Regions from separate parts of the Mus musculus genome. Here all the other regions are linked to region 1. Evidence: chromatin loops called from intact Hi-C (ENCODE). Cell type or tissue: heart. All regions are shown on one strand. Region 1 holds the start of Arhgef3 (Rho guanine nucleotide exchange factor (GEF) 3). Region 2 overlaps Il17rd (interleukin 17 receptor D). Region 3 has its middle 34 kb from the start of Gm34848. Region 4 has its middle 18 kb from the start of Gm34848.

Region 1 (8,000 bases):
ATATAGTGTAATTATAGTATTTCTGGGCTAATCAATATTCAAGATTTCTGGACACAATTAGGATGTCCTGGTGAAATAAGGAAAACAAGGAGACAGAATGAACACACCTGAGTTGATTGTGAGCAAGGATGTGAACTGGGAGGGATTAGGAGAGGGACATCAATTTCCAAATATTTAGGATACACAAGAAAGTACACTAGAATAACAGCTCTGAAAAGCAGTGCTCTAACCAGAGGATCTTCTCATGAAGCACACTGAACAAAGCCAGAAGATGGTCTCACATACTGGGAGCTTTCTCTCCCTGGAAGTGGTAAACAGAGATCGAATGCATCCAGCAGCTAGATGAGAGCTGGGCACCTGTTCCCAGCAGACCAGGGCACTCTGATGCGGTGACCTAGGGTCATTTCCCTAGCAGGTTCTATTTGTTTTTTAAGTCCCTGGAAGCAAAGCCTGTTTTGCTTCTCCTTCCTCCTCAATGTAAGAGCCAGGAAAAAAAAAAAAAAAGACCAATGGATTTACTGTTAAGCTTTCTGGTTCAGCTCCAATTAATTGAAGTTTACTAATAACCAAGGCTGCCTTCTTGAAAAAAGAACACAATGGCCCAACACTCAGAGGAACATGTTCAAGTGCTCCTAGACTTAAAGGGACCACTCTTCCTAGCCAGCTGAAGGTTCACAAGCCTCTCCTACTCAATGTACATTAATCCTAAGCCAGTAGCTCCTTTACACCAAAACCAAAAAAGGGCAAGTGGGGGTGGGGATGGGGAGGAGAGAGCATTAGAAACCTCTGGCCTTCACTGCCAACAGTGTCTGACCTAACACAAGGGGAAATGCAATCACAGCAAGTTCTTCACGAGACAAATTATACAAGGCAACTGATCACATACATCACCAATGAAGGCGCCCCAGATACACAAACGCACCATTAATAACAATTAAATTTACTGAGGGCTTGCAAGATTGATTAGGATGGGACCAGTAATTTATTTTCATCCATCATTTATAAATACAGTATCACTGGTGCACAATTAGGGATGTCTTTAAAAAAAAAAAAAGGACACAATTTAAAAAGAAACCAGATGGTAGTTGAGCCCTCAATACTGGTTTATGTGGAAGGCTGGTGGCTCATGTAGATAAGCAAAATGACTAATAGAAGTACTGGTGTCAGCTTCACATTGCTGGACACGGAGAGTTTTGGCAGAGATCTCCTTTGTGGTCTTGAGACACATAGAGTTGAAATTAGCAAAACCTCCTCAATCAGGGCTTGCTACTCTATGAAGTGGGCTACTGAAGTACTGTCTGGAGGTTGGGTCTCTCACTCACTGAAGAAAAAATGAGCCTTGGATTGTGAGGCAATTTCTGGGGCAGGCAGCAGGTTCACCCTTCGGGTGCCGTGTGGTGAGGAGACCGGTGATTTAGTCACTTTGTGGCAATGTGATGTGGTTGGGAAAGTACAGACTTCACAGCCAGACTAAGCTGTGAGTCTTGGGGCCTCTACCACATAGCTCAGCCATGACATCGTTCTCAGAGTCTTTCCTTCTTTTTACAACACAGGACGTGCTGGGTAGTTTTATGTCAAGTTGACACATCCTAAAGTCACTTTGAGAGGAGGCAACTTTGAGAGGAGGAAGAAAAATGCCTTGTTAAGATTGGGCTATACACAGGCCTGTGGGACATTTTCTTAATCAGTGATTGATGGGGGAGGACCCAGCCTGCTGCGGTAGTAGTATCAGCCTACTACCTCCTTGCGCTGGTAGTCCTGGGTTCTATAAGAAAGCAGGCTGAGCAAGCCACGGGAAGCAAGCCATTAAGCCGCATCCCCCATGGCCTCTGCATCAGCTCTTGCCTCTGAGCTCCTGCCCTGACTTTGATGATGAACTGTGATGTGGAAATAGAAGTCAAATAAACCCTTTCACCTCAATGTGCTTTTGGTCATGGTGTTTCACCACAGCAATAGTAACCCTAACAAAGACAGAGGGTAGCACTAACTTCATATGATCATTGTGATTATGATCAAAGTGAAGGACATACATATGGAGCTCCCCCCATGCATGGATGATTGAGATACGTGTGTTTGTGTGTGTGTGTGTGTGTGTGTATTCATTAACTAGGGTGATGCACATGACCTTGCTCTTTTTTTGACACAAGGCCTTGATTTATAATCCATGCTTGACCTGAACTCATGAATACTTCCACCCTACCTCCTAGAGCTGAGATTACAGGTGTGAGTCACCACACCAGGCTGGATAACACTCACTGAGATTTCTATGTGCCAGGAACTACATGAACTTCCCTATTTGACCTTCACTACATTTCTAGGAGGCAGCACTATCATTACCTTAGATTATGATCATGAAAACTAGCACAATGGTTTGCCCAAGTCACTCCACTATCAGGTTGTGGGGAAGATAAGGGGACCAGATAGCCTTATTCCAGAGTCAATCCCTGGAACAGCCTAAAAGTCCTCATGGATAAAGTTAACTTCCCTTCCTCTAAGATATCTTATCCACTATGTGCTCATCTTGGAGAACTGTACCTGCAAGACACCCTTCCAGGGGAACAAGTGACCTGAATCAGAACTACCAGTGAGTGGTGACCTCTCTCTGGGTCACTGTGCAGCTTTTCACCCAGAGAAATCTGAGGCCTACTAAGCCATCTAAAGAACTTTTAGGATTTAGTTGTAATAGCTGCCATGGCTGTTTGCATGCCCATATAGACTGACAGTTCAATACTATACAATGTAGATTCCAAGAAAAGCTAAGTCCAGAAAACCAGTTGACCACTTAGCTCGGTAACTGGTACCCAAAGAGTGTACCTCTAAGTGGGTACAACTTTCAAATACAGTTGTTGACTGGGGGAGGCACAAATCACCGAAGAACATGGGGCCCAGCTTGTCCTGTAGCTAAAGCTTCAGAGGTACATTCTCAGTTAAGGTTACCTGTTTAAAAGACAGTATTTATTTGGGGGCATTATATATGTCTGTTTTGCATTTACCTTCATTTTTTTCCATTAGTTTTTTTTTTTTTTTAAGTACTGAACACCAGGCTAAATCCATCAGAAAATCTGGTATTGAATCTTGGATCGAGTTGGATTTTCTTTGTATTTTTTCTGCAAGTCACCTTTCTTTGGTGTCCTTATTCACAAAGCTGGGATTTAATATATGTTTTGTGATGAGCTACAAGGAGTCTTAAGAGATCCTGGCATGGTAGAATGCTTTAATTTTATATCCACTGTATGCCATTATTCATAAGACTATGCAAGGCTACTGATTGAGTAAAAACTAGAACCTATACTTTTGGGAGCCCAGGGTAATATTCAACTATTCATGAACTACACCTATTACCTATGCACTGAGATTTTTATAAGCACCAAGAGATGAAGCAATGGCTAGAAATACCACCAACCAATGAGGCCTGATGCCAAGGAACACATCTATGCCCAAAGTGAGAAGCCTACCAGGATGCCAAGCCTAACACAAGAAAAATGTCTGGATTCCATTAAAAATGAAACTGAGGTCACGGAGATGGACTAGCAGGTAAGAGCAACAGGTATACAAACCTAATGGCCTCAGTCCAATCCCCAGATCGTTCAACATTTCAGAGAGAGAGGTAGATGTTCTCTAACCTTCACATGCTTGAATTTGCACATATGCGTGCGCGCATGCGCATGCATACACACACACACACACACACACACACACACACACACACACACACACAAATAGTAAACATAATGTTGACCTACAACTCTTAGAAGCCTGCCCTCACCTTAACTTCCTTAACCATGCCTGGCTACTGAATTTTCTACTTAAAGTAAACCTCACCTTCTATTTAAAGTAAACCTTACCACAGAGAAACAGATTTTGAACTGATAATCAGCCTGGTTCATTAGCGTTCTCAGCTTCCCACTTAGGGAACTGAGCAGGTACTCGGAGCAGTCCTGGAGTGAGCAGAGATCAAAGTTTTCATGACAATGAAAATGGAGATAAACTGAGCAAGGTTACATTAATAAACTGCTTGTATCACGTGACAATTTTCTGTGAAAATCCAAAGCTGTGTAAAAAGCTCCTCACAGTTCACAGTGATGATGAGAGCTGGAGAATTTTATGGCTAGTTAGTCAGGGGCATTACACCTAAACATTTGCAGTCCAACGCATACACCCATAAGAAACGCCAGGTTTAGGAGCAGTATTTGCAATCCAACCCATGTAAGAAATGGCAGAAGAAGCAGCACTATTTTATTAGTTGATACAAAATATCAGGCATGCACTATCATAACCTATGCGGAATATTTTTTTAAAGTTTAAAATGGATTATTTTAAAGAAAAAATGTAAACATGTATCGTTTTTGCTTCCACTGGAAACTATCAATAAAATTTTAAAAAGAAGCATTTGAATTAAACCCTGAAGAGAAATTTTATTATTTGCTTTTAAGAGAATGTATTCATCATTTTTCCTCAGGTAGATGGCATGGTTACCTGTTCCCCGCTGAGCTTTCTGTTAAGTGAACATCAAGTTGCTGGTGACTGAGTGCTAGAAGAACCTGGCTGCAGCCACGGCCACACTGCACACACGGTCTTCCCTCGAACATGCTCAGGAGGAACTGCCATCACACAATTGTGCCAGGCACAGGTGCTCGACACAAGCGCCCTGAAGGTCAACAGGTCCTGTCATCTCAGGAAGGCCTTCAGACACACAGGTTTCCTTTTATTATCGTTCTTTTTACAAAAAAAGAAAAGTTTCTTGAAAAAGAAACGTTCTCAGGACTTAATATCTATTTTATAAACAATTATATAATCTTGTTTTTTTTAAGACAGTGAGGGAATGTGGTTTTTGGTTGTTGCTGTTAGACATTTATAAATACTGGCGACACCTACCGGCAGAAAATATATATTTCTGTTCAGTCGCCTTTTGTGCTAATGAAACTTGCCCTGAAACCCACTTAAGTTTCTTTTTCCAATCTAGCCTATCTTCATTATTGGGAAGTGATTTATAGCTGACCAACAAAGTCGGAGCCATCAAGTTGTGTAAAGTGTACTTTGATTATGGTAAAGACAATTATATTAATAAAACTCAATGGTGATCCCTGAAAAATACCAATATTCCCCAAAAGCACTCACCTCCCATCCTTGTTTTTACATAATTACATCCCCACAAAGGGAAAATAAGATATACTTTATTTTGTGGATCCTATTAGTAGTGAGGAAAATTAGCATAACTGTTCCTGAAATGCTACAGCACATATATATCTACAGACTATGACTAACAAGGGAAGAAGGAATAAGCAGACAGGTTCACTCAAGCCTTTACCACAGGACCCCAAAACTCAAGACAAAAAGATGAAAAAAAAAAAAAAAGCCTGGTCAGAATTCCCAGCGATTTTCACTCTTATCTTCTCTGGCCCACTTTAATGTATTAACCAAACCAGGTATGCTTTATCTCCTCCCAGGAGTTGGAGAAGCCACCAGTCCCATTGCTACTGAAAACTCATATCCATTCTAGGCTCTATCAACCTGAACTCCATGACGGTACCAAACAGATGAGAGCCCACTACACTTCCACAGCTGCTGAGACTACAAACTCTACAAATATTCAACTAGCTACGGAAAGGCCAGAGGCTTATCTTGTGCTCAGCAAACAAAAAGGAGGATCTAACCAGAATCTGGTGGAGTCCTGTTGAAGGGAGGCAATCTTGTTGGAGGAAATGGATCTCTGATGCTACCAACCCCCAAAACACACCTATACAGAATTCAGAGCGTCAAGGGCACACACCAAGCAGACCTACATGTGTTGTGTAGGTGGAATCAACAGTGCTGTGACAAGGCGGGACACACACCTGCCTCCAGCGTCACTGCCCACCCCGAGTCTCTCAGAGTGAGGCAGAGGAAAGTGGAGAACGAACACACACACACACACACACACACACACACACACACACACACACAGACACAGACACAGACAGACGACATGATGAGCTGGTCCTACGGACTCCACCACAGCAAAACTGGAGTCTGATAAGACAATTAACTGTCTTCTCTAAAACCTTGAAAAAGAATGAGAATCGTCTTCTCCCCCAACTGAACCTAACCAACTTCTAAGGGCAGTCAGCAATTTGCCAGAGACAGGACACATGGGGGTGGGAGAGGAAAGCCTAAGAAAGCCAAACTGAGAGGACTCCCTGGATTACCCAAGGGCACTGCCCCTCTCCCCGCGCCCAAGTTCCCAGAATGGGAACTGTTTCTAGCATTTCAAGTCAGCTTCCCATTCACCAACGTTTTAGCTCGTTTTCAGCAGTCATGAAGGAGAGCCTCAATTACTCATTTAGCTCAGACCCAAAATGAACGACACCCTTCCCCCAACCTCCTTTATTGGTTACTTGTGACAAGTAAAGGTGCCCTGTCCCGCCCTTGCTCTCAAACAGCTACAAAACCAAGTGTGTCTGGTGAAATGTCTGAACCGGTCCCCAAGAACTTAGCTCTCTTAACCCCGGCCGGGGACGGGGAGACATTGCTTTACGAGGCTCTCTCTCGACACCCGGGCCTTCCTAACAGGGCAGCGGGTAGGTAGGTGCCTTTGCAGGCTCTAGACAGAGACTGGGGTTCGGTCTGCCAGTCGCTCGGAAGGAAAGAAGCAGCATCAAAGATCTGCGGTTCCCGAGCTCAGGGAGCAGGGCAGCGATAGAGGACCCACAGAGAAGGCGTGAGAGGGAACACTTGAAGGGGCGATCTGGAGAAGCGCAGCACGTGGGGGAGACGGAGAGAAAGCGAGCGGTACACAGGGTGAGGTGGCAGAGAAGCCCGGAGGTGCAGGTGTGTGGAGGGCGCGTCCTACCTCGTCCTTGGCCACCCCGCTGCCCAGGGGCGCCTCCAAGCTGCAGTTTGCCCTCTTGACAGTGAGGTAGAAGGGGTAATCCTTGGCCACCATGGCGGCTGCCGGGCCTGCCCTTTGAGATGTCACCGCTAATTTCAGGCGACAACAAAAATCCCGGGTAAAAGAGGGCCCGAGCTCCACGATGCAGGCGACGGCGATGCGAACACCTACAGCTGCTTCTTGCAGAGTGGACCTGACGCCTAAGCTCCACCGGGAAGGGCGGGGCCGCTTTAAGCCATGCCCACTGAGGGAGGGCGGGTAGGCGGGACTAGAGAGGCCCACCCCGCCCTCCAAGGAGCGCCAGGTGCGAACTTACAGACGCCTCCTGAGGCTGGGGCGGTTCTGCAGACTTTGGGGACCTCAGGGGACGCTTGCGTGGAGCTGCCAGACCCCAGACCGCTACATAGCTTGTAGCAAGGAAACCAGGACCCTAGGCAAACGCTGATAGAGCAGGGGGCAAGTCCCAAGCCAGGCTCTCACTTTCCGAGGGGTTAGGGGAGGAAACCTGCGTGTGCAGGGTTTCTCTACATCTCTGGCTGTCCTGGATACATTTTACTAAAAATAAGCTTTAGTAGGTAAAAGCAGTCCAAACAGTAAAATGCACCCATTTTAAGTGCAGTTCAAAAAGCACCGTGAAACCAAGCTCCAAAGCTGAGAGACAAATACTTTCCACCACGCAGTACGGAAGGAACGGAGTCCCCTCTAACCATCCCCTCTCCTCCCCCACCACACAGGCCCCTACACCTACAGCCTACACCCACGCTGGACTGATTCAGTCTGTTTCCAGCTTAGAGCGAAGACCACGCTTTTGGGGATCTTTTCTGGGGAAACACTGACGTTTTAAATGCCCAAGAAGTAATTACAAGATCGTTGCTGCAGCCCAGACCAACCTATAAAAAAAAACCAAACACACACACACACACACACACACACACACAAAACCCCAACAACAACAACAAACAAAAAACAAAACGAAACAAAACAAACAAAACCCTAAAAACAATGGTAACAGTCTTTAGTAAGAGTATTTAAGTAAGCTTTTCTAATTATAGAACACCACCCCATAGAGATCAGAGAGGAGAAGGGTCTATGGGTGTGAAACTGAAAGAGTTCCTTTATGTTGGCCTCAGTT
Region 2 (8,000 bases), 230 kb after region 1:
TGAATATAGAGGAGGAACCTCAGCCAAGGTGCTAAGATACCAAAAGCTGCTTTGGAGAGATGGCTCAGCAGTTAAGAGCACTGTGGACTGCTCTTCCGAAGGTCCTGAGTTCAAATCCCAGCAACCACAACCATCTGTAGTGAGATCTGACGCCCTCTTCTGGCGTGTCTGAAGACAGCTGCAGTGAACTTATTCTAATAAAAAATAAATCTTTGGGCCAGAGCCAGTGGGGCCGACCAGTGTGAACAGAGGTCCTGAATTCAATTCCCAGCAACCACATGATGGCTCACAAGCATCTGTACAGCTACAGTGTATCCATCACATACATAAAATAAATAAATCTTAAAAAAAATAGACACAAGATCAGTGCTCGGAGAGTTCCTAGTGATCCTTGCCTGAGCACTAACTGCCACCCCCACAGGAAAAGATGACAGGGCGAGCTCCTGGAGTAGGAGCCACCTTGCCTGCTAGCATTCCTGGGGCCCGGATCTTTCTGTCCAGGTCCTCTGGCCAGAAAGAAGTGTTCAGAATTGTCTCCCACCCAGATGGACTTTCCTTAAAAAAAACAAAACAAAAAAACCTTTGCTGCTGCAAGCTCTTGTCATGGTCTCCCAGCACTGGGTGATCTCTCATTGGCCTGCAGCTCATCTTTGGGACTAAACACAAAGCATCTTCATTCCACTCTGGCTTCAAGAAGTCTCTGTGACCAGAGACCCAGTGATGTTCAGGAAACACACACCCTCGACAGTATTGCCAGGGGAAATGTCCACATCCAAACCCCAGGCCTCAACCTTTCCCTCCCACTTCGAGTGGTGGGAAATCCCCACCACAGTTCAAGCAGTATTAAGTAGGGGCTAGAGAGATGGCTCAGCGACTCTTGCAACTGGGCTTTGGTACACACACACACACACACACACACACCGTCTGTGGATTATAGACACCTGTATGAAACTCAAGTTCTAGGAAAAGAGCTCTGATGTCCTCTTTGGATCTCAATTACTTGCATGCAAGTGACTCGCATACAGACACACACTCATAAATAAAAAGTTTTTTTTAATTAAAAGAATTAACTAAGGGGCTTCTACTTATTGAAGGCCCAGCAGATTTCCAGCTCACCGTTCCATACCCGACAGTCTCCCCATACAGCCCTGTCAAAATTGTCTTCCCTTTGTGTTCAATTTAGCACTTAAAGAGTTGGAAGTCAGGCTCAGCTAGATCTGTCTCAAAAAAAAAAAAAAGATTTATTTATTTTTTTATTTTTATTTTTTTAAAAGATTTATTTATTATTATATGAAAGTACACTGTAGCTGTCTTCAGACACACCAGAAGAGGGCATTAGATCTCATTACAGATGGTTGTGAGCCACCATGTGGTTGCTGAGATTTGAACTCATGATCTTCAGAAGGACAGTCAGTGCTCTTAACCACTGAGCCATCTCTCCAGCCCCCTTATTTTTTTTTTTTTTAATGTCTTCTACACATCCGGCACTGGACCAGGCTCTGGAGAACTGTGGTAACTGTCATTAAAGCCGATTCCTTCTGGGATCTCACTGAACTAACTGATAAGTGAGACAGACCCTTAACAGGCAGGTAGGGCCTAGGATGTGGCAAAAGACACTGAAGAGGAGGTGCTGGTGAAGACAGCAGATGGCCTTCTGTACTGGACTGGGCCCTGACATGGCATGGGGAAGCTGGAGAGCATGGGCTACATGGCTGGAGGTCCACACAGTGGACAGGCGCTGAGACAACAAGGCAGAGAATGCTTCATGCCAAGTTGAGGCAGCAGACCTCGCTCACAAAAACACTCAGACAGTAGTATGTGACTTGGAGGCACAAAGCTAACTGTTGAGTGAAGTGTAAACAGAGTGGTAAGTGTCCTATACAGGATGAGAGGAGATGTGCCTTTTTATTATTACTAAAGGCAAAGCCCTTGGTTTCCTGTTTCATATGTCAGGATATCCAGAAAGTGAGACATACCTGCAAGTGTCATGGGTAGGAATAACAGGTAAGATCACCCCACAAGAGTTTATACTGCTGGGGACTGAGTTCAGGGCCTTAGATCTGCTAAGTGCTTTCTTTTCTTTTGAGACTAGGTCTCAATAAGTTACTCGGGCAGTCCTTGAATTTTTTAAAGGACTCATAATTTTCCTACTTTAGATGTTTGTTTTGTTTTGTTTTTTGTTTTTTATTTATTTATTTATTTATTTATTTTTTGAGACAGGGTTTCTCTGTATAGATAGCCCTGGCTGTCCTGGCACTCACTTTGTAGACCAGGCTGGCCTCGAACTCAGAAATCCGCCTGCCTCTGCCTCCCGAGTGCTGGGATTAAAGGCATGCGCCACCATGCCCAGCTTTTTTGTTTTTGTTTTACTTTAGACTCCAGTGTAGGGATTACAGTCCTATGCCACCAGGCCTGGATCCCATGAGTTTAGTTTATAATACAGTGTCCCCTCATATCCTGCTAGGCTCTGAGGATGGGCAGGGAGTTAGGGGGTAGGGACATAGGACTTGGCTCCCATAGGAATGGGACAGGGAACAAGCAGAAAATATGTTAGACTATCTAGTCTTTAGAAACTGGCAGAGAAGCTGGGCATGGTAGTCCATGCCTTTAATCCCAGCACTTGGGAGGCAGAGGCAGGAGGATCTCTTAAATTCCAGGCCAGTCTGGTCTACATAGCAAATTCCAAGACAGACAGGGCTATACACAAAGACCTGCTACAATCCTACCCCCAGAGGTGTTAGTGTGTGTGGTTTTCATTTACCATACTTGTCAGTATTTTCCTTGACATGAATCCTTTAGTTGGTGTCTGTACCCAGGATAAAACCCATGGCCTGTGTGTTTACCAGGAAAATGCTGTTCTTCTGAGCTGCATCTTCAGTCCAAACAGACCATTCCCCTGCAACTTGACTCTTAGCTGAGACAGACCCACGAGCACATGTGTTGGCTCACACCTGTATTCCAGCACTTGGAGGAACAGGAGTTCAAGATCTCCTGAGCTATATATTAAATACAAGAGACTGCACCTCATACACACACACACACACACACACACACACACACACACACACACACACACACACGACCCTAAAAATGGAATTCCTAGGAAAAGATACTAAACCTTTTGCCTGTAGCTATAACCTGCACAGATAATCCCCACCCTTGTTTGCAACATCTGAGAATCAGGGTACAGCCTGATGATGTAATAACACATATGAGTGATTCTCATCTGGGGAATGGCATTGTCTGCAAGAGGCGTAAAGTCTTGGTTTTACTGTTCAAGTCAAAGCAATATCTGGAAGTAGCTATGGAAGACTTCTATGCAAGTAAAACCTTCCTGCTCACCTGGGTTAGGGGAAACACAAGGAACATAATGAGCAGAGAGCGGTTTGCCAAAGCTGTACATAGGAAACACCTGGGTTTGACTCTCATCCCGAAGGCTGAACGACATGTAAACTCCAGAGCCTGTTGGGAGGGCGATGAGCTGGTCACAGCAAGCGGTATCCAACACCTGGGTGACTTGGATAGAGCCCATGTGATGCAACAACCCTCTGTCTCTAGGAAACTTTGTCCAATATGCACACAGAACACTACCCCCAGAGAGAAACCAGGACAGAACCAGCCATTCAGGAGGAAATAGGAGCATCCACGTGGGTCTGAAGACAGGGAATCCTAGGAGCTGGCTGGAACCAGACTGCAATGTGTAAAGATAAGTTTTCTTCCCAAGGAAACCTTGTTTTGTTTACAAGTCAGTACCTGTTCACAAAAGAAAAACGTTTCTGGGCACCTGCTACATGCTGAGCAACCCCCTCTGAGTGTTTTATCCTTCTGGGCCCATGAATCAGGTACATCTTTACCCTCTGCTGATACTGAAACCCAAGACGAGGGCACTTGTCCCAATAGGCCAGGGGTCACAAGCTGGTTAAAGCAGCAGAATATCAGTCCAGCCCACACAGAACATTCCAGAAGCGCAAGGATCCATCTTATGCTCACACAAGCTGAGATGAGTCCACCTAAAGATACGTGTTGGGTCTAGACTGACGGGCAGTAATCACCACAAGGGCGGGATATAAGCAAAAGGTGTTTCAGACAAAGAAACAGCATATGCAAGGCCCTAGGCATGGCTACATGAAAGTAGAAAGATGTGGTAGCTTTGATCCCAGCACTCGGGAGGCAGAGGTTCTCTGAGAGTCTGAGGTCAGCCTGGTCTACAAAGAGTTCAGGACAACCAGGGCTATTACACAAAGTAACTCCTGTCTCAAAACAACAACAACAACAAAAAAAAAGAAAAAAAGAAAAAAAAGAAAGAAAGAAAGAAAGAAAGAAAGAAAGAAAGAAGTTAAGAAAGAGGAAGGAAGGAAGGAAGGAAGGAAGGAACGAACTGTGGAGAAGGAAGACAGAGAATGGTCTATTCCCCTTACATAGCACAGGGCTATGTAAGAACTTTGGTATTCACTCCAACACCACTGGTTTCAAATAAGGAGTTTCATCTAATCAAGTGCCCACCTCCCCCAAGGGCCATCTCTAGCTGTCCTTCTACACTGAGACATCCATGAGGCTCTGCTTTAGTTATACACCAGGCCATGGCTGAGGAAGGCTTTGGAAGAAAACCTCACTTTACCACACCTGCCCTGCCCCCTGGTGACCACACGTCCAGAGACAGTGTGTGTCATGTTAAATGTCCAGAATCACTTACATTCAAACCACCAAACAGCCTTGCTTGGCTTTCCAGATAGGGAAACTAAAGCCTAAACGAGGCAAGCCACCTACCTAGAATCAAAAAGACGCCAGCAGACTGAGCTCTGAGCTCAGCCAGCCAAAGGCTTAATCCCAATGCTAATAACAAAACCTCATCACTAACTTGCAACTTCACCCAGTGCAGAGGATATTTACGCGCCTTGACCCTCAGAGGTTAAAACCAAAGGCAGAACTTGCCTACACTTGCATTCAAGGCTAGGCATGCCCCTACCTTCCTGGACTCCAAGTTCCTCTTGGCCCAGCCTCAGTTTGGCAGGATGCCAATACCTAGCCACTTCCTGGCATATGCCACAAAAGTGGGAAAGATGGCCCTATGCCATCTATCTCATCCTGGAGTACTGCTAATTCTTCCTTCCAAGACCTGAACAGCTTAGGAACCAACCTACCTGGGGTGATAGGCAATGAAGAACCGAGACACACATAAAGAAAAAGCTGGGAGGCTGGAAGGATGGCTCAGTGGTTAAGAGCACTGGTCGCTCTTCCAGAGGTCCTGAGTTCAATTCCCAGCAACCACATGGTGGCTCACAACCATCTGTAATGAGATACAGTGCCATCTTCTGGTGTGTCTGAAGACAGCTACAATGCACTAATAAAATAAATAAATAAATAAATAAAGCTTAAGAAAGAAAGAGAGAGAGAAAAGGAAAGGAAAGGAAAGGAAAGGAAAGGAAAGGAAGAAAGAAAAGAAGGAAGGAAGAGCTGGGATCAGGTAGGCTGGGCACTCAGGAAACCATGTTTATTATATATCTGAATCTGGGAGGCAGGTTTATTGAGTATAACTCAACAGGAGTTGGTATACTATGTAGAGCTGAATAAAAAGGTTTAGTCTCCGTATGAGATTCATATTCTCTCTCTCTCTCTCCAGGGGTGTTGTGGCAAGCTGTAAACAACCCAGGAGGAAGCCGCTTCCAACCACATTTCTGTATAGCCAGCATCCACACACAAACCAGCGGAAGGCTTTGCGGTTCCCATGGGTCTGAGGCCATTGCACCTTTGACATACTCATTCCAACAACACGTTACCTCAGGGCCCCGTCCACTCCTTACACACTCATTCACAGCTTTCTCTGATCTCCATACACTCCTGCTTTTGTTAATGCCTGGGGTGAGGGTAGCCATTTGTCCATCGGACCTCACAGCAGAAGTCTGGAAACGATGAGCAGGAGAGTAAGATTTGCTCCTGATATGCACATCCAGGAAAGAGCAGTCACCCAGATTATTATTTCTGCCCTTTAATAATGAGAATGCTCTGACTTATGAACTAGATGTGATGGTGTCTCAATCCTTGGCCCAGGCACCAACACTGAGGATTCTCGGAGGCTCCTCCTTCCTGTGTCTTGTGGAGGTCACAACAGACACAAACACCTTCCAGGAACCAGCTGCTGACTGCCTCTTTCTTCACTTCAGGAGGAAGCTTTCAGCCTTTCTCAACTTCATGTCTACATTTACCTGGCTGGCTAACTAACCCTGAGCAGTGAGATGGGCTCTGCCAATTTTTGACATCCCTAAGACCCCAAATTTTGACCATCTCCTTTTTAGGTAATGGCTGGAGGCTTATAGCCTCCTTACTATCATCAGCCATTGCCCCCTTCTGGATACCTGTCACTTTCAGGTACACTCTACCCACAACAGGAGCTCAGCTGAAGCCACCAACCCCTAAAGCAGGACTTTGGGTCCATTCTATAGAAAGTGGGCACCAGGGTCCCCTAATCACAGGGTCACAATACCTGCAGCAGAGCTGGGATGTGATGAGTTCCAAGAGCAAGACACAGATGCAAGCCCTCCTTACCTACCGTCTCAGGCTGAGGCAGACTCCTCTGCCGACAGTCAGGAGCTAGGGAGGAAACGGGACAGATATTCGGAAATAAGGAGCCACTGCAGGCTTACAAGAAAACATTTTATTTGATGTAGAAAATTCTAAGGTACAAAAGCATCTTACAAATGTCAGCCATGACTTACTATCATCTATTTACAATGTTTATACAGTCAAATATACCACAATATACCAGCAATATCGCCAATGTAAAAATATGGCACAGTGCTATAGGCTGTCAGTGCTTACCATTCTGCCAAAAGCCCCAGAAAGGACAAACTTGGACATAAAACAGAACAAGGGCACCAGTCCTCCCCACGCCTGAGGCCCTCCTCCATAACATGGAAGCTTCCACAGTAAAAACACTTTTGTTTTTAAACAGATCAGAAAAACCGAAGCTACTCTTAAAATGACCACTTGAGTTTGAACAGAAGTTTTTGCTTCTGTTCAAACTTGATATGCTTCTTTGAGAGAAAGATGGATTTAACACACACACACACACACACACACACACACATATGAACACATTGAATATAATCCAGTGGTAGCCACACAGGGCCAATATTCTTCCTTCTCTTCCGGCCAGAGTCCATGTGATATAAATATTAGCTATCCAGTCGGGGGTGATCGCTTCTGTCTGGCTCTTGATTGCATCAAACATTATGCCTGCTTAACTGAGAGATCCAGCCCTAGAGGAGGAGGGAGAGGTATCTGGGGTCCCCAGTGAGTATCAAGGGTGAACCAAGAGGCAGGAAAGAAGACTACTGGCTGAAATTCTCCAGAGGCCCTCCCTGAGGCATTCCAAGGTGTTTGGAAATAGTCCCCAACAGTCAACGGGAGGTGGCCCTTGGCAACCTCTGGCCTCACCTTGCCAGAGGTTCTGGTGAAGTGTGTGCCATTTAAACAATATGATTCACAAAATACAGGGCAAGTCTAGAGAGAGGTAAAAATAGAACCCCAGGTTGGCGCGTGGGATAGCTGCCGCTCAGCAGGTAGGCAGGTGCTGGCCTTGAAGAAGACACCAGACACAAGCCCCAGCTGCTCACCTGCAGGAGAGAATAAAGCACAAGACAAGGACTGCCACCAAGGAAGCAACGGGTGGTGTTCTGATTGAGCATATGCACCATGATATTTTTATGTGGTGAGAGCAGCCAGCCCACACAAATCTCCCTGTAATCCTAACTGGAGCATGGTTGTCAGGCAACACCCATGTGAACAAGGCATGGGTGTCATTCGGATAACAAAACAGCGTGAGGCTGAGAAGCCCCCAGAGCACAAGAGCTGTGAAAGTCCTTAAGTGGGTGGGATTATTTACTACTGGGGGGAAAAAACACACCAGGGGATGACCTCACTGCGGTTTCCACTGCTGGGAAGGTGACCAGCTGTTCTTTCTCCTCTATGCTGCAGACAAAAGAAAGCTGGTTTGAATTTCT
Region 3 (8,000 bases), 110 kb after region 1:
ATCTTCCCACGCCATGATGCATCTTCAGCGTCTTGCTGGAGAGCACTTCTGTACCACTCCATCAGCCCACAACATTGGGCGCTATGCAAACATGAAAGACGAGCTTGGAATGTTCCTTTACCGTTGTCCATTCTCACCACCGCCAGTGCTGGACACTTGGCTCATGGTAACAGTGTCCTTGTGGAGGATGTTAATGCATTCTGAACCATGATTACTGCGACATTACACTGTGACTGCCGATTGTTGATATGTGAACATGAGCCCTGACCATGTATTTCTTTGTTTATATGATCCTCACAACTCTGTTAAGACGGTCTTAATTTTATTATGATATTCTACTCTGAAGTTTTTTAAACAACAACAACAAAAGAATCTAAAACTCAGAAAGGTAATGTGAGCTTTCCATTAGCACAGGGCCTAGGTGGTACAGATCAGTCAGGTTTAGAACACCTACAGCACACACATACACACACACACACACACACACATACTCAAACATATATACACTCACACACACCACACACATATATACACACATACACACACACTTCCTGCCCCTTTACCCCTTACCATCCAAGAGCCATCTAGAAAACTACTTCTTTAATATTCAGAAATCTGACTCCTTGAACCAAAAACACTGGAAAGACAAGGAATGTCGACAACAGAACCTTTCACTGCCTCCTGGGGAAAGACATCCTCCTTTCAAAGCCCCACTTTACAGTGGTTCAAGATAAATCCTAACAGATTAGAGAGAAATTTAGAAAATAAAACCAGGAAGCTGTGGAGGCCCAGGCTCCTGTGGTTTGCTATTTTCCTTCACCTTGAGGTGGTGATTCATTTGTTTCAACATGGGAAACTACCACGAGGCACTTTCTGTGTAGACACTGGTGGCTGTGTTCCCACGCCTGTTCAATAACTAGACTTCTAGCTGAGACCCTACCACCACACTTCTTGGTATCGTGGGGACAAAGGCTGCTTCTCTTGTGTGGCTCATCTATGCAGCTGCCAGCATCTCCTGATGAGAGGCTCCATCCAGGCAGCCTCCTCCAAAGGTATCACAAGCAATAGATTTACTGGGGCTGTGAGAACTTCATTTGCATAAGATATTGGTCACGTTTCAGTAAAATTCTATCTTTACTAGAAATGAAAAAATGGGCTGGTGAGATGGCTTAGTGGGTAAAACCACTTGTGGCCAAAACCTGATGACCCAAATTTGATCCCCAGAACCCATGTGAAAAATGTGTGTGGTGACTGAGATCTTAAATCCTAGCACTCTTACTGAGAGACCGGAGGTAGAAACAGGAGAATTGCCCAGAAATTTGAGGGTCAACCAGCCTGGAGTACACAGAACACTAGAGACAATGAAAGAGGCTCTGCCTCACCAAAATGAAAGCTGAGAACAGATTTCTGAAAGTGTCCTCTGACTTTCACATACATATGCCTACACACACACACACACACACACACACACAGAGAGAGAGAGAGAGAGAGATGATAATAAATAAACAAAAAAGGTAGCAAATACTATATGTGGTGACACATGTCTGTTACAGCAGCACTCTGGGGCGGAGGTATCTTACATTTTAGGACAGCATGGTCTCCTGAACGAGACTCTGATGGAGTGGAGGAGCAGGAAGAGGGTGAGGGGGAAGAAGGAAGAGAGGTGACAAGAAAAGAAACTTAGCAAATTATAGTGTTTCTTCCATTTGAAATTCATTGCATTCTGTAATCTCTTCCTTTGTGTATGAGACACTAAAGACACCACAGAATCTAAAGCATCAGAAGACAGCCTTGGGATGTCCCTGTGCACCTGAAGTTACACAGAAGTTCCCACAATTCTGCCTGATGAGTTACAGAAGGGGACATAAAGTGATCAGTGCAGAAATGGGATGCTAGTAATGACCGAAATGTAAAATGATTACCATTGATTTAACCAACACCTAACATTGGAAAAGTAACAGGCCTTAGATTTCTGAGATGGTTGCCAAATTCGGGTACAAGAAGAGGAAACCAAGTTTTTATGCCATGGTTGGAGGGAGGAACCACAAGTGTCTGTGATGGGGTCATCCTGGCAGAGGGGCATCACCACATCGAGCCAGTGAGAATTAAGGACGTCGGAGGATGCCGAGCCTGGGTGTTTACTTGTGGTCAGCTCCTTTCACTGAATGTCTCTCGATCTACTTTTTACTGCTGCAAACACAACTTGGGCAGCTATACCCCTTGATTTACTATGAGTTATGGGGGAGGGGAGGGCAGGCCTCTAGATGCCACCCAAAAACTGGATATAGGTGACTTAACTGTAGAGATTCAGACCAAGCCCTGCTCAGTGCCCCAGCCCAACAAGATTACAAAATAAATGGAAAGCACGTGGGAACAGACCTGGCTGCCCAAGGTCAAGAACAAATAAATAAGAAACTCTTCATCTACAGTTTCAACCCAAGAACTAAAAATAAATGGTGCCTTGACACGGGATCCTTACAGATGGCTAACCTGCCTAGTCTTCTGGGCTTATCTTGCCAGTTTTGCTCTGAGCTATTATTTGTATGCTGTACTTTTTCTCTCTCTAAACAAATCGGAACCTTTATAACCAAATTCCTCGCATTATTTGGCAATTGATACTGTTGTGGCTTGAGTCTGAAATATCCCCCAGAGGCTCATGGTTTGGGCACGGATCTATTTTAGGAGGTTGCGGAACCTAGACCAAGGAAGGAGACCACTAGCGGAGGGGTGGGGCTTCAGGGCTATCTCAGCCAATCCTCCCCTTCCCCAAGTTTCTCTGCTTCCGGGTCCACCAGGCTAGGAACAGCCTCTATCACGTGCTCCCACGGCCACAGCCTGGGTGATTCTTCTGTACCATCATTACCACGAGGGACTGGAACCCACTGAAACAGTAAACCAAAACCAGAACCTTCCCTGCCTTAAGTTGTCTTTGTCTGATGCGGTCGCAGCAACCTAGAAATAATACAGATGCCCAGGGAACTGCTCTACAGTCTTGCCCGTGCGGGAGCTTTTGCAAAGCGGCCCTTTTGATTTCTATCTTCGAACACGAGCCTCCTCCATGCAGCTCTTCCAAGGCCTGTCAAGTCCTCTTGGTTAGCCTCGCCGTTAAAAGTGAACCCCTTGCGGGTTACTGACCTCCGCTCGGTTCTTTGGAAGAGAAAAGGTTTACACGAATGGAGCTGATCTCTATCAGCCAGAGAACTTCCTTACTTGGAAATGGCACTTACTATTTGTCAGTCTACTGCCAAATCAAGTTACGAGTGGAAAGGCCGAACGTGGGGGTGAGGATGGCATTTTTGAAGCTTCTACTGAATAATAATAACCAGGAGGATTTTTAAGAAGAAATTTGCTTAGGTCAGAAAAACAACTTTACGTTTTAATGTTCTGGGTCAAACTATGTAACAAAGCAAAAGTCATTTTTACTACAAAGTTTCTCCTCCGTTTTTTCAGGTATACTTAAAACAATCAGGGCATTTCTTTCATGTGTGTGTGTTCCTTGACCCACATAGGGCAATCACTTCTCTCCTTCCTCCATAATGTGGGTTCTGTGTACGAAACCGGGGCAGTCAGGCTCCCTCGCCTTTACCCACTGAGCCATCTCCTCAGCCCCTCCCTCCCTATAGTAACTTTAGCTACAGCCGCCTGCCAGGGCTAGGAAAAGCAGTAAGATGTGATGGGCTGGGCCCGGTACTGCTTGGTAAGACACTTCACTTCTGCAACCTGAGTTTTCTCATGTGTAGAACACATGTAATGGTGCCTTCCTTTCTCAACAACGTGTGGGAAGTCCTACAGGACACTGACTGACGTGTGTGAAGGCAGAGCAAACCGTGTAAGGACACCAGGGGTCCTCACATTCTATTTTTGTATAGGTTTAAATATTTCTGTTACTTTTAAAAAAAAATATTTTTACTTCTTTTCAAAGTGAAGAAAATGTATCCTCTTTTAAATTCTGTTTGATTCTGATCTGCTTGTTTGTGGTGGGGTCTAATGTGATAGCCCAGCATGGCTTTGCACTTGGAATTCTCCTGCCTCGACCTTTTGGGCACCCATATTTATTCATCACTGTGTCCATCTGAAGAGTTCAAGAATTCTACAAAAACATCCTCAAGAAAATACCAAGATATTAAGATGCACTCTGTCTCCATGATGCACAGCACCCTGATAGTCTAACAGTAAAGTACTTTTCTCCTTTTTAAAATGTGTGATTGGGTGCATCTGAAGAATAAAAATTGCTACTTTCACCTCCTTAAATCAGAATTGTAAAGGAGTCACCAATACTGGGAAACAGCACACCAGCCGGATGCTGGGGAGAGGTCTAAGTGTCTACACAAGGGATAATGCCGTCCTTACTGGAGGCCTAGCACCTGCTCCCACATAGGCCTCTCCCAGGACGCTGCCTCTTTAAGAGAGACTTCCTGGTGAGGCAGAGATTTCCGAATGCAGCTTCCTGGAGACCACATACATAAACAATAAACTCTGCTGAAGAACTGCAAATAGACAATACAGCCCATGCTGCGGCTGGAGCGGCTGGAACACGAACCAATTATGAGGGCTGACAATAGCCAGGGCATTCCATGAGGAATGCAGATCTGTGATAAACACAGGGAAACAAGTTACCCAAACACTATACACCTGCACGCAGTGAACGGATTTTTAAAAACACGGAGCCTGACCTCTCATACCAGAGAGAAATGGTTGCCTCCAGAGTCAGGGCTGTTTTTTAAATTATCATCGGCCAGGAAGAAAGCAGCCAAAACTCTTCTCAGAGCCCCGCCACACACTAAGTGCACACTCAAGAGAACACGTGTTTCCAGGCTGACCGGCGAGGCCTGGGACATCTCTAACAGCCAAGCGTGTGTGGGGTTGCCCTATAGTTGAACTCCCTTCCTGGGCCTGGGGAGCCCCCAGCTCAGAAACCAGAGCCCAAGTCCTACTAAAGAAGACAAACACTGCCCACTCATTTCCCAGCCTTCCTTGAAGCCAGAGCACCGGAGTACTAGCCAGGCTCAGCCAATTAGGTACTGCCATCGGAGGCCTAGGTCAGGAGCTGGGAGGCGGGGCAGCCAGGACACTGCAGGGCTAGTTGTGTGGGGGTCATAGGGGATCATCGTTAGCAGGGGTTGTGAGGGCAGATTGGAAGCTATGTTTTATTGTCAGGGCCGGGGTTATAAAAGTGACATCTTCCCCACCCAGAGACAGGTGTCCTTAGGACAATTGTTAGTGGTGTTATCTGGGGCTGTTCCTGATTTCCTGATCCTTCCCAGTCTCTGTGAGCGAGCGAGCGAGCGAGCGACCAACCGTGAATTCACTTTCTATTTAACAGAACTACATCTCTTGCTAAGGGGCTAGTTCCTGAACACAGTTCTGTGAGGCAGTCCCGAAGTTAAGAGCACAGAGTAGCTCTGAGCTCCAGTATGGAATGGCTTCTCTCACACTTACACTGCCTCCTGACCTTATGCCCTGTATCGGTTGGTCTCTGATTCCTCCTGGACTTTATCTTCTTCTGCCTTCCTTCCCCACCCCCACCCCCAGCCCCAGCCCCCAATCTGAGGTCACACGGCCTGTTTCTCATCAGGCTCCTTCCTGTCTCCGGGTCTGTGCACCTGCTATTCCTCTTCAGGAAACTCCACCCCAGCTCGTCACAGAGCAGGCAGCATCCTCACTGTGTAACATCAACTCATGGGAGGCCCCGACCGACCAACAGACAGACCAGGCTGTCCAAAGGACTTTGCTCCCCACCCCAGCTCTTAGTTCCCTGTCAAGATACCTGTTGATTTCCTTTGCAGAACTTACCACATCCTGTGATTAATTCATTTCAGATGACAGTAGCAAACACCACTGCCTGGGGACCTTCTACTCGCCAGACGGCAGGCGAAGTTCCCTTGATTCCAGGCTACTCAGTGATTTCATAGAGGTTACTGACACTCTCTAGGCTCAGAAAGGTTAAAGGAGTTGTCCCAAGAGCTAGGCTTGCCAGAGATGAACAAAAACTTAACGTGGATTTGCATCATGGTGCTTCTCACCACAGTGCTCCCACAGACACCAGGTGAACGAGGACCAATTGTGTCACAGCTGGTGGAACTTTGAACCTGGTACTCCAGATCGCAGCCTCCTCTTGCACACAGACACACACACACACAGACACACACACACACAGACACACACACACACTGACACCTTCCACCCCTGCCGGCATTCAGTCTAGCACCCACATGCCTCCCAGGGAAGAACTGTATCCTGATTTGGGTAGAGATGGGGCTCACTTTCCCCAGTCAAGAGAAACAGGCTCCAAGGGTGGGTGTGCATGAACACCTCAGAAGAATTCACAGCCAGCCAGATGGGATGCAAACCGGCAAACAACACTTTCAATGTTCTTGAAGAATTCTGAAGCCTGAAGAAGCCAGGAGCAATCTTCAGGCCCTCCCCAGGGGAAATAAATGCCTTCAAGGACTGTGCCAGGGCTGAGAACTGCTAGGGTGAAAAGAGGAGTCAAGACAAGAGAGTGAGGGACAGTGACAGCCCAGCTCATTGAGGGAACCAGTTAGTCAGAGGACCTGCAGAAGGGAACAAGAAAAGACTGGGGTACAGAGAATTGGGATCAAGGTAGAGATTCCACCTCTCCCTGGAGGAAACAAACCAGCTGGGGTGGTCCAGAATGGCTGTACAATCAGGTAGAAACTAACTTTGTCAAGGACAAGGACAAGGTCATGGCTGTACAATACTGGTCTAATGCTGGTAGGGTTGGTAGTCATCTCCTCTATATCTTTAATTCTACAGGCATAAGTGTGTCATCTAAAAACTGTATTCATGATTTAAAAAAGAAAAGAAGTCCCTTTTCAGTCTCCTGGCTCCCTTTCCCTGCAGAAGGAGCCAGGCAAGGTCCTCCCGCCAGCAGCACAGCTGTCCCTCTGGGGATGGGGAGCTACACAGAGCTCTGAAGTGGGTGATTTATGGAGAAGACCAGGAGTCACGTGCTTCTTGATGACAGTCACACCTGCCAAAACTCCCAAAGACCCACCTCAGGCTCATGTCATCTTTAAGAGCAAAAGCTGCTTGCTGCTTTCCTAACAGTGTAGTTTGGACACAAAAGATCTCCCGTGCTGAACAGACATCTGGGGGCTGTGGGAAGGGAGCCCACCATGACCCTCTGTGATGTTGTATTTCAAGAATTCCTTCCCTGGGGAGGTGTAACACTGTCTATCTCTCCTTACAAAGTGCCAATAGCAAAGCAAAGTAGGATTCCACCAGAGTTCAACTGGGGAGACAAGGAGGTACTAGGGTCTTAAAGCAAGGATAAGGAGTTCCCTCTAATTACATGGGTGACCTGAAAGCAGCTGCACTGCAAAGTCTTTATTCAGCACAGGTGACAGCTTCCCATAACCACAAGATCAATGTCCCTTCAGTTAACTACCTCCTATATATGCCAATACCACATAGAAGACTTCCGACCGCATCAACCTACTGAAGGTAGGTTAGGCAGAACTGGTTAGGGCAGAACTGCATACAAATGGCTAGAAGGAGCAAATGGAATCTCAGGGTCACTGGACCCTCCCCACCAGCTCTTTCTAGAAGGGAAATCTCAACAGCCAACAAGCCAACAGAACAACCTGTCTGGTGAATATAGGGGCTGATTTGCCACAATAAAAAGTCATTATAAGGCCAAGCATGCCTTGAATCCCAGCACTCAGGTCACAAGGCAGATGGATCTCTGCATTTGAGGCCAGCCTGGCTAACATAGTGAGTTCCAGGAACAGCCAGAGCTACATAGAGAGACCTCGTTTTTAAAAGAAGAGGAAGAGGAGGAGGCAGAAAGGAGGAGGAAGAGGAAAGAAAAAAATCATTATGAGCAGCAACAATGGTTGGGCTGTTTCTAACAGGAATATGAATCTGTACAAATAGACATTGCTAGTGTTAGCGTATGTACACACACATACACATATATGATCATATGTAGCAAGATATTTATCCATTAAACATAATATATAATATTATATAATGTA
Region 4 (8,000 bases), 92 kb after region 1:
ATGATGAGAAACTTCCAAATGAGAAGTTGAAAGACCTTCTAAGTTGTAATCATCCGCACTTATGAAATGTTTATTCAAAAGGAGACAGTTCAACTTCCATCCAGATATTCCTCCATCTTTATTATAACACAGTTTTCTGAAGCCTGTGCTGCGGACGTTTATAAGTCATAATGATGTTATCTTTTTAAAAAATATTTATTTTGTATATGTGAATACACTGTTGCTTTCTTCAGACACACCAGAAGAGGGCATCAGATCCCATTACAGATGGCTGTGAGCCACCAAGTGTTTGCTGGGAACTAAACTCAGGACCTCTGGAAGAGCAGTCAGTGCTCCTAACCACTGAGCCATCTCTCTAGCCTCATGATGTTCTCTTTTTCTTGCCTGATGTATAAATTGTAGAATAAAACAATCAGTGAAAAAGTATTGCCCAGGTTGTGACCTATTTTTTTTTTAAGACTGGTACCCTAGCCATATAATGTTAGCCAGTTTGCTATCACTCTGGATCAATTTCTCTATCTCTCAGTTCAGGGATTTGAACCAGATGGCTTCTAGCATCTCCTTCTCATACGATAGCACGTGGCCAAGGACACTGCTGGCTGGGAGAGGAAAGGCAAGGAGGCTGACAGAGACTGGAAAACTTTCAGGAAAAGCCTGAGGTTCTCCACTTACCTCAAAATTGCCAATAACAATAATCCTTCTACCAGCAGTGTGTGTGTGTGTGTGTGTGTGTGTGTACTGAACAGACCACAAAAGGGATATCTGTTTATGGTAGATCTGGAAGAGAGGCTTTGAAGTCACGCCCACAAGCTTTCCTGTGGACGTTGGAAACTTCCAGAACCCTGCTTGTGTTGGTAAAGAGACGCAAGGATGCTTCAGACAAGATGAGACCTAAATCTGCAGGAAGCAGAGCAAAGTGAAAGCATGGAGCCTTTGGCCCCAAAGTGATGACGTCTCAAGACAACTAAAGTAGAATAGACCAAGCACGTGACCTCGCTGGGAATAGGTTCCAGTCAGGTTATACTGGCTGCAGGTTGGCTTCAGGCTCACAGAAGCCTCAATGCCTCAGGCTGGGGCCTTTCCCCAAGCTCACGTCGGGCATTAGACAAGGTATGATTTATTCTTTAGGAATGGCCTACAAGCATCTAAGACCAGCTCAAAGAGAAATTCTATCTAAAGGAAATATAGTATCTCAATTTTTATATTCCTTCTTCACTCAGGGAACCAGAATAGAGAACATATTTCCTGTTGCATGCACACACACACACACACACACACACACACACACACACACACGTTTCATTAAGGCAAAGAGAGGTGAGGTACTGGAAGGGAGGAATTAAAACAGGATATCACTCATGCCTGCAGGGTCTCTCACATAAAACTGAAAGAGGACCAGAGATGCTGGGGGTGTTCTCAGCTTCCAGTTAAGTTGCAAATGTGCGGCCAGCACCACAGCACCCCACCTTTAGGGACACACGCTACACTCAGAGAGCAACTCTCCTTTCTGCCTGGCCTGTAAAAAGATGCTGGAATCACAGATCTGCTCCTGGGTTCATCCACTGGAGCACTGCATTCTGGCCAACAGACAGGAAGAAAGCCTGTTTTATAGTTAGCCTTGAGTTACTGCCTCCAGAGCAGTGGATCTCAACCTGTGTGTTGAGACCCCTTTGTGTGTAGGTGTGGGGGGCAGTGGTAAAGGACCCTGTCACAGGGGTTACAAATCAGATATCCTGCATATCAGATATGTACATCATGATTCATAACAGTAACAGGATTACAGTTATAAAGTAGCAACAGAATAATTTAATGTATCTAAGGACCGCAGTGTGAGGAAGGTTGAGAACCACTGCTCTAGGGTTTGGCAGTCCCCAGGAGTCCTCAGAGCACAATCTTTTCACTGTCCTGAAGAGCTTTCTCACAGATATAAACATGTTGCTTCCACTTCCTTCAAACCACCTATGACTCACAAACTTCAATCTGCCAAATGCCCAATCAGGCTTGTGTCTAAAATCTGTCACCACTGGGTGTCTACGGTGACACCTATGACTTATCATGGAACCTACCACACACCCATGACTTAGGCCCAGCCTTCCTCCTGCTAGGCCTCCCATGCATCTTTTATGACTCAGTCTGTGGGTCCTGGTTTAGAAACCCTCCCTGAGTCACTCCAAGTTTTCTCCTTTCATATTTAAAAATATGAAAAAGATATTTATATTTTTAATAGATAATACAATGCATTGGGGTGTTGGGGCATTTTTTGCTAACCATTTTGGGTCCCTGCCCACCCAAGGGAAAAGGGTGAGACATAGTTTCATATAGTCCAGGCTGGTCTTGAACTCTTGACTGCCTAATCTTCTGCCTCTGAGATTACAGGTGTGAGCCATACTGCTTGGCCAAATGCATGGGATTAAGTTGTAATACATAGCATACAATGACAGGGACACCTCTCTCCTACCCCAGCTGTCCTGTTCTCTCCTGGGAGACAACCTCTGCAGTGAGTTCCTTCCAAATTCTTCCAGAGTTGCTTCAACATAAAGCCGCAAGCAATTCACCCAAATAGTGGCAGCCCTTCTACTGTAGCTTGAAAACCTTCCATGCTAACAAACCATCAAGCCAACACAGATGGCTTCATCTCTTCAGTAGCTGCAAATCATAAACACACACACACACACATATACACAGACATATATACACATACAGAGACATACACACACACACACACACACACAGACATATACACACACACAGAGACATACACACACACACACACAAAGAGACATACACACACAGACAGACAGACAGAGACATACACACACAGACACACAAACACACAGAGACACACACACACACAGAGACACACACACACACAGAGATACACACACAGACACACACACACAGATACACACACACACAGATACACACACAGACACACACACACGCACACATGTAAGTGCTTGAGACAGGGTTTCTCTATGTAGCCTTGGCTGTCCTGGAACTCACTCTGTAGGCTAGGCTGGCCTGGAACTCAGAGATCCACCTGCCTCTGCCTCCTGAGTAATGGGTGCCACCATGCCCCGCCCAACAACGCAGATTTCTAATGCACTTACTCACTGAAATCTGCACTAGCTGACATGTTTGTGGCTACAGAAGATGGTCTACATGATCAGTCCCTGTGCAAGACAGAACACTGCAGTAATATCCAGGCTAAGTGCTTAGCCCTGCCAGACTATACCGGGAGAGCCCACTGCAATTCATACTCCTGCCGACCAAAGTATGGACCAGCCTGCCATTCTCACCCACAGTGTTATCTATATTTAAAATCCCCACCAAGTCTCAAAGTGAGAAATGAGAGTTTGGTCCGGTTTAAATTGACATTCTTCTGAGGTGAAACCTCTAGAGTTCTGCTATACTATATAGTAGTCAGGAAGTACATGCAGCCATTCAGATCTATAATCTAATCCAGTAAAACGAAGAAAGAAAAAATGTGCCCAGCTCCTTCACTGCACTAGCCAGTTTCAAATGTTCAATGCCACATTTGTGGCTGCTGCCCTCCATGTGAGTCAGGATGGGTTCTCCAGGTGGTCCCACACTAAACCTGGACTGGCTGCTGTGGCCCATGTGCACTGACCAGACATTTGAAATGTGGCTGGTCTCAGTTGACCTGTATATCTGAAAGACAGTGTTTTTAAAAAATTATATATATATATATATATATATATATAATTATAAAATATATAATATAAAACAACTATAAAATTATATAATTTATACATAATTATATAAATTACATAAAAATATATATCTTTAAATATCTTTAAATTTTAATATATATTTTAAAATAATTTTAAAATATAATTAAATACCAATTAATATATTGCTATTATTTAGATATATTGAGATATTGAGTTAATATTATAAAAATTAGTTTCTTTTTGTTTTTACTTCTTCTTTTTTTTTTTTTGTTTTTTTGTTTTTTTGTTTTTCGAGACAGGGTTTCTCTGTATAGCCCTGGCTGTCCTAGAGCTCACTTTGTAGACCAGGCTGGCCTCGAACTCAGAAATCCGCCTGCCTCTGCCTCCCGAGTGCTGGGATTAAAGGCGTGCGCCACCATGCCCGGCTTTACTTCTTTTTTTAAATGTATATGAGTACACTGTAGCTGCACAGATGGTTGTGAGGCATCATGTAGTTGCTAGGAATTGAACTCGGGACCTCTGCTCACTCTAGCCCCGCTCACTCCCACCCAAAGATTTATTTATTATTATTATATGTAAGTACACTGTAGCTGTCTTTAAACAGACCAGAAGAGGGCGTCAGATCTCATTATGGATGGTTGTGAGCCACCATGTGGTTGCTGGGATTTAAACTCAGGACCTTTGGAAGAGCAGTCAGTACTCTTCTTACCCGCTGAAGCCATCTCTCCAGCTCTGTTTTTACTTCTTTTAGCCTGGCTATTAGAAAATGTAGAATTATGCATGTAGTCTATGTTGTTTCTGTGCACAGCACACCCAGGGACATGTGCTTCAGGAGCATGTCTGCCCTTCCATGGGAATTACTGCAATCCATATAGCCATATAGTTGCAAAGTGAAGTAAAACAGACTCTTAGGATGCTTTTCCCCTATGCTCACCCCATCCCCATAAGACAGGCTGAGCTGAGAAAGGAAAAAAGAAAGGGCCACAGGATTCTGCTGGCCAAGAATTGAGCCAGGAACAAGCTGGCACCCTCCCCGCTTGGGTGGACACAGGAAGCAGAAGCCTTGCTGATTCCGGGCAGGAACTGATTTCCTGGTGCTTCAGAGAACAATCCACCAGAAAACAAAGTGAATGGCCTTCAAAAGGAACCCAAGAAGGCTTCAAATGTGAATCTCCAGGGCTCTGCAGGGCCGTCCATCCCTGCTCCATCCCATCTCCACCCTCACCCCGGACTTAGACTGGCCTCCGCACAGGTCCCAGCTCAGCCAGCTCTGTGTACAGCTCCAGGTGAGGACAGAGAAAACAGAAACCAGAGAAGAAAACAGGCTCTGCTGGCACGTTCTCACAACATGGGGGCTATGCAGTTGAGAGATGGTCCATGTTCCTGCATCTGTGCCTTTGACTTGTGAAAGGGAAGGACAAAAACCATCGTTTTTTAGAGTAAGATCCGTGAAGCTGAGAGTCCAGGTCAGGCACTACATTCTAAGAAGATAGTAAGATCTTCATGGGCTGGCAAAATGGCTCAGCAAGTTAACCCTTGTGGCCAAGGCTTGGAAGCCTGAATTTAATCTCCAGGACCCATATGGTGGAAGGAGAGAACTAACTCCCAAACGCTGTCCTCTGATGTCCCTATATGCACCACGGTGTATATAAAAGTGCAAGTGTATGCGTATTTATTACACACATACACAGACACATACACATATGTTATAATCACATGTGTTTGTAAAAAAGTTTTTAAAGATGCAATCCCATTTAAGGATAAATCTTTTTTTTGGGGGGGGGGGGTTGAGACAGGGTTTCTCTATGTAGCCCCGGCTGTCCTGGAACTCACTCTGTAGACCAGGCTGGCCTCAAACTCAGAAATCCGCCTGCCTCTGCCTCTGCCTCCCGAGTGCTGGAATTAAAGGCGTGCGCCACCACGCCTAGTGGGATAAATCATTTTTATGCTTGGGAAAAGCATTTGTCGTTGTTGTTATCTGTGTGTCTTTGGGCAAGGGAACTAACCTACCTGTTGTGTAACCAATCAAATAAGATTTGTTGAGAGGAGTTTTCCTGCCTCTTTCGATGGGTGAGTACCTTGTGTACATAGAAACGAGGTCTCATCAACCCCCCCATCCTCATTGCCTGCCTCATTTGGAAACCACCCCCCGGCAGTTGACATAAGAAAGACTCTGAACCTGACCTCAGCACAAACTCCTAAATACCTTCCCTTCCTCCAGACAGATTTCTTCAGAGACGGAAGGAAAGAGAGCGGATGGGTGAATCCCTGGAGTGGAGGGAGCTCTTCCCTCAGGGTGGAAATGCTCATGATTGTGTGCAATGTTCCGTGGAGAACACCCAAGGGTATGTGAGGCCTCACGGGGGACAGAGGACTGGTGATTTAGAGGGACTATGACAGACCAAGTACCCTGCTAAATCCTCACTACACTTGGGTACTTGAAGAGTTAACACCCAGACCAGCCTACAATACACACCTGGGAGTTCTACACCCAAGCTGTACAGGAGCAAACCCTGCTCTCTACCACGTGCCCCTGTACTCCTGACACTGAGACAACTCACAATCCCCTTCTCCCAACCTGTGTCCCTGACACCAGACCTTGGCCAATCGATCCTTTCTTGCATAAGGACTTTAGAAGCATGCTGCAGGCCATTCTGCATGGATCTCTGTATCTGCCCGGTGGGGACATGGAGGAACAAGTGGAGTTCATCCTGAGAAATAATCAGCACTAGCCAAGTCTCAACTAGTCCCCACAGACTGCAATCTATCATGTATTTATTGAGGTCTGAGACATGGCAGACTTTGGTTAGATAGTCTCATCATCTGTATCATTTATCCTCAGCCCAATATAGCAGAAAGTTCTACATAGAGATCAGTACATGTAGGCTCAGCAACAATATCTGCGATCCCTCAACTGGGGCCTGTGACTTGCTCTGGCCAGTGGAGTGCGGGTGGAAGGGACAATTCCAGGCTTTACACATTGGGAGGGCCAATTTTAATTGTCAACTTGATACAATCTAGAATCACCTGGGAAGGGAGTCTCATTGAAGGTCTATCTAAATCAGGTTGACCTGTGGTTTGTCTCCTGGGAGAGTGTCTGGATTACAGTGACAGGTAAGAAGCTATAGCCCACTATAGGCAGCACCATCCTCTGGGCTTGGGTCCAGGGCTGTTGTTAAAAGGAGAAAGTAAGGTGAATGCAAGCATGTATGCATTTTCTCTGCAGTTTTGACTATGGATGTGACTAGCTGTTTCCAGTCTCTGCCACCTCCATTTTCCTGCAGTCATGGACCATTGCCTGAGCTGTGAGCAAGAATGAACCCTCTCTCCCATGCTGCTTTTATCAGGGTATTTTGTTACAACAACTGGAAAAGGAGGCCAGGATAGACCTTAAAAGATGTAACACCTCTCTGCTTGCTCCTCTGGACAAGAGAAGAATCCATTTGTGACCTCTCATGGAGCAGACTCCTAGCCAGCCTGCCTGTGAGGTGAATAAAGATTGTGTCTCTCTGCCTCAGATTTTGGGGACGTTACTCAGCATGAACTGAACAAGAGTGACCCTGACCTCTCTCACGTCTCACAAAGGTGGGGTTTTATGAACTGGGTCATTTTGTGGCTTTCTTGTTGCTTCCTCTCCAAGCTGGTAATGGTCCATTCAAAGAAGCCAGCAGAGGCCACAAAGATGAACATTTGGTCATCTGAACACCTGATACAAGCAATAACCAAGCTGCTTCTCCAGGAGTCCGGGGGTGGGGCTGATGGCTCAGAACTGGGGTGATTGTTCATTCCCATGAAGTAAGCAGAGTCAATAACCACAGCCGATGTCAGGGGACAGGTTGGGGCCTGTGAAAGGACAGGAAGGAGGCCGACAGGACCAGTAGTGAAGAGGTGGGGAGATGGGCCAAGCAGCTTGCTGAGATGACCACACTAGGCATGAAGAGAAGCCAGAACAGGGCTGAAGTTAATCAGAAAGCAGGTGGGCAGAGCCAGAGGTGGCAGCCAGAGTGGTCCTGAGCTCTTGCCCACAGCAGAGAGCAACCTGGACCTCAGGAGCTGGGAGGCCACTGAAGCATATGACACGATCCCAGGGTGTCGTAGAACCACCACAGAGCACATGGGGTGTGCCCATCTCTGTTTATCATGTTTCTTGGCAAAGAAATGGCTGAGCTGTTATTCAGGACTACTAAGTCATATGACAAAGGTAAGGTTTAAGAACAAAGTAAAACACAAAACTAAAAGGCAAAACAACAACAACACCAATAATAAAAAAAAATAGTATGTGAAAAATTACTGTCCTGGGCATGT

What was found. A loop is a pair of places that touch in the nucleus more often than their neighbours do. Peaks named below come from ENCODE experiments on the same cell type or tissue, not always from the same donor. Only the 100,000 strongest peaks of a DNase experiment are listed, where the experiment ranks them.
Region 2: it touches region 1 in a loop (1.8-fold over the local background); 2 of 42 quality-filtered maps call a loop at or near these places.
Region 3: it touches region 1 in a loop (3-fold over the local background); 9 of 42 quality-filtered maps call a loop at or near these places.
Region 4: it touches region 1 in a loop (2.0-fold over the local background); 11 of 42 quality-filtered maps call a loop at or near these places.

What each region holds. Positions count from the first base shown.
Region 1 is chr14:27,335,099-27,343,098 of GRCm38, reverse strand. It overlaps Arhgef3 (Rho guanine nucleotide exchange factor (GEF) 3), which reads right to left and starts at 7,062. Exons shown (of 10, transcript NM_001289687.1): 1 at 6,830-7,062. The coding sequence starts at 6,922. In heart, CTCF peaks have their summits at 4,663 and 4,878 (motif pointing left); a DNase peak (open chromatin) is centred at 7,088; H3K4me3 peaks cover 2,580 bases; H3K27ac peaks cover 1,885 bases.
Region 2 is chr14:27,105,924-27,113,923 of GRCm38, reverse strand. It overlaps Il17rd (interleukin 17 receptor D), which reads right to left. Exons shown (of 13, transcript NM_134437.3): 13 at 6,638-8,000. Among named protein-coding and RNA genes, the nearest start is that of Il17rd, 71 kb to the right of the region's middle. In heart, CTCF peaks have their summits at 160 (motif pointing left) and 4,636 (motif pointing left); a DNase peak (open chromatin) is centred at 7,953; H3K27me3 peaks cover 313 bases.
Region 3 is chr14:27,227,355-27,235,354 of GRCm38, reverse strand. It overlaps a transcript of Arhgef3 not described here. Among named protein-coding and RNA genes, the nearest start is that of Gm34848, 34 kb to the left of the region's middle. In heart, no CTCF peak of the experiment used is centred here; DNase peaks (open chromatin) are centred at 4,454, 4,894 and 5,634; H3K4me3 peaks cover 664 bases; H3K27ac peaks cover 3,664 bases.
Region 4 is chr14:27,243,376-27,251,375 of GRCm38, reverse strand. It overlaps a transcript of Arhgef3 not described here. Among named protein-coding and RNA genes, the nearest start is that of Gm34848, 18 kb to the left of the region's middle. In heart, CTCF peaks have their summits at 283 (motif pointing right) and 4,308 (motif pointing right); DNase peaks (open chromatin) are centred at 805 and 4,745; H3K27ac peaks cover 321 bases.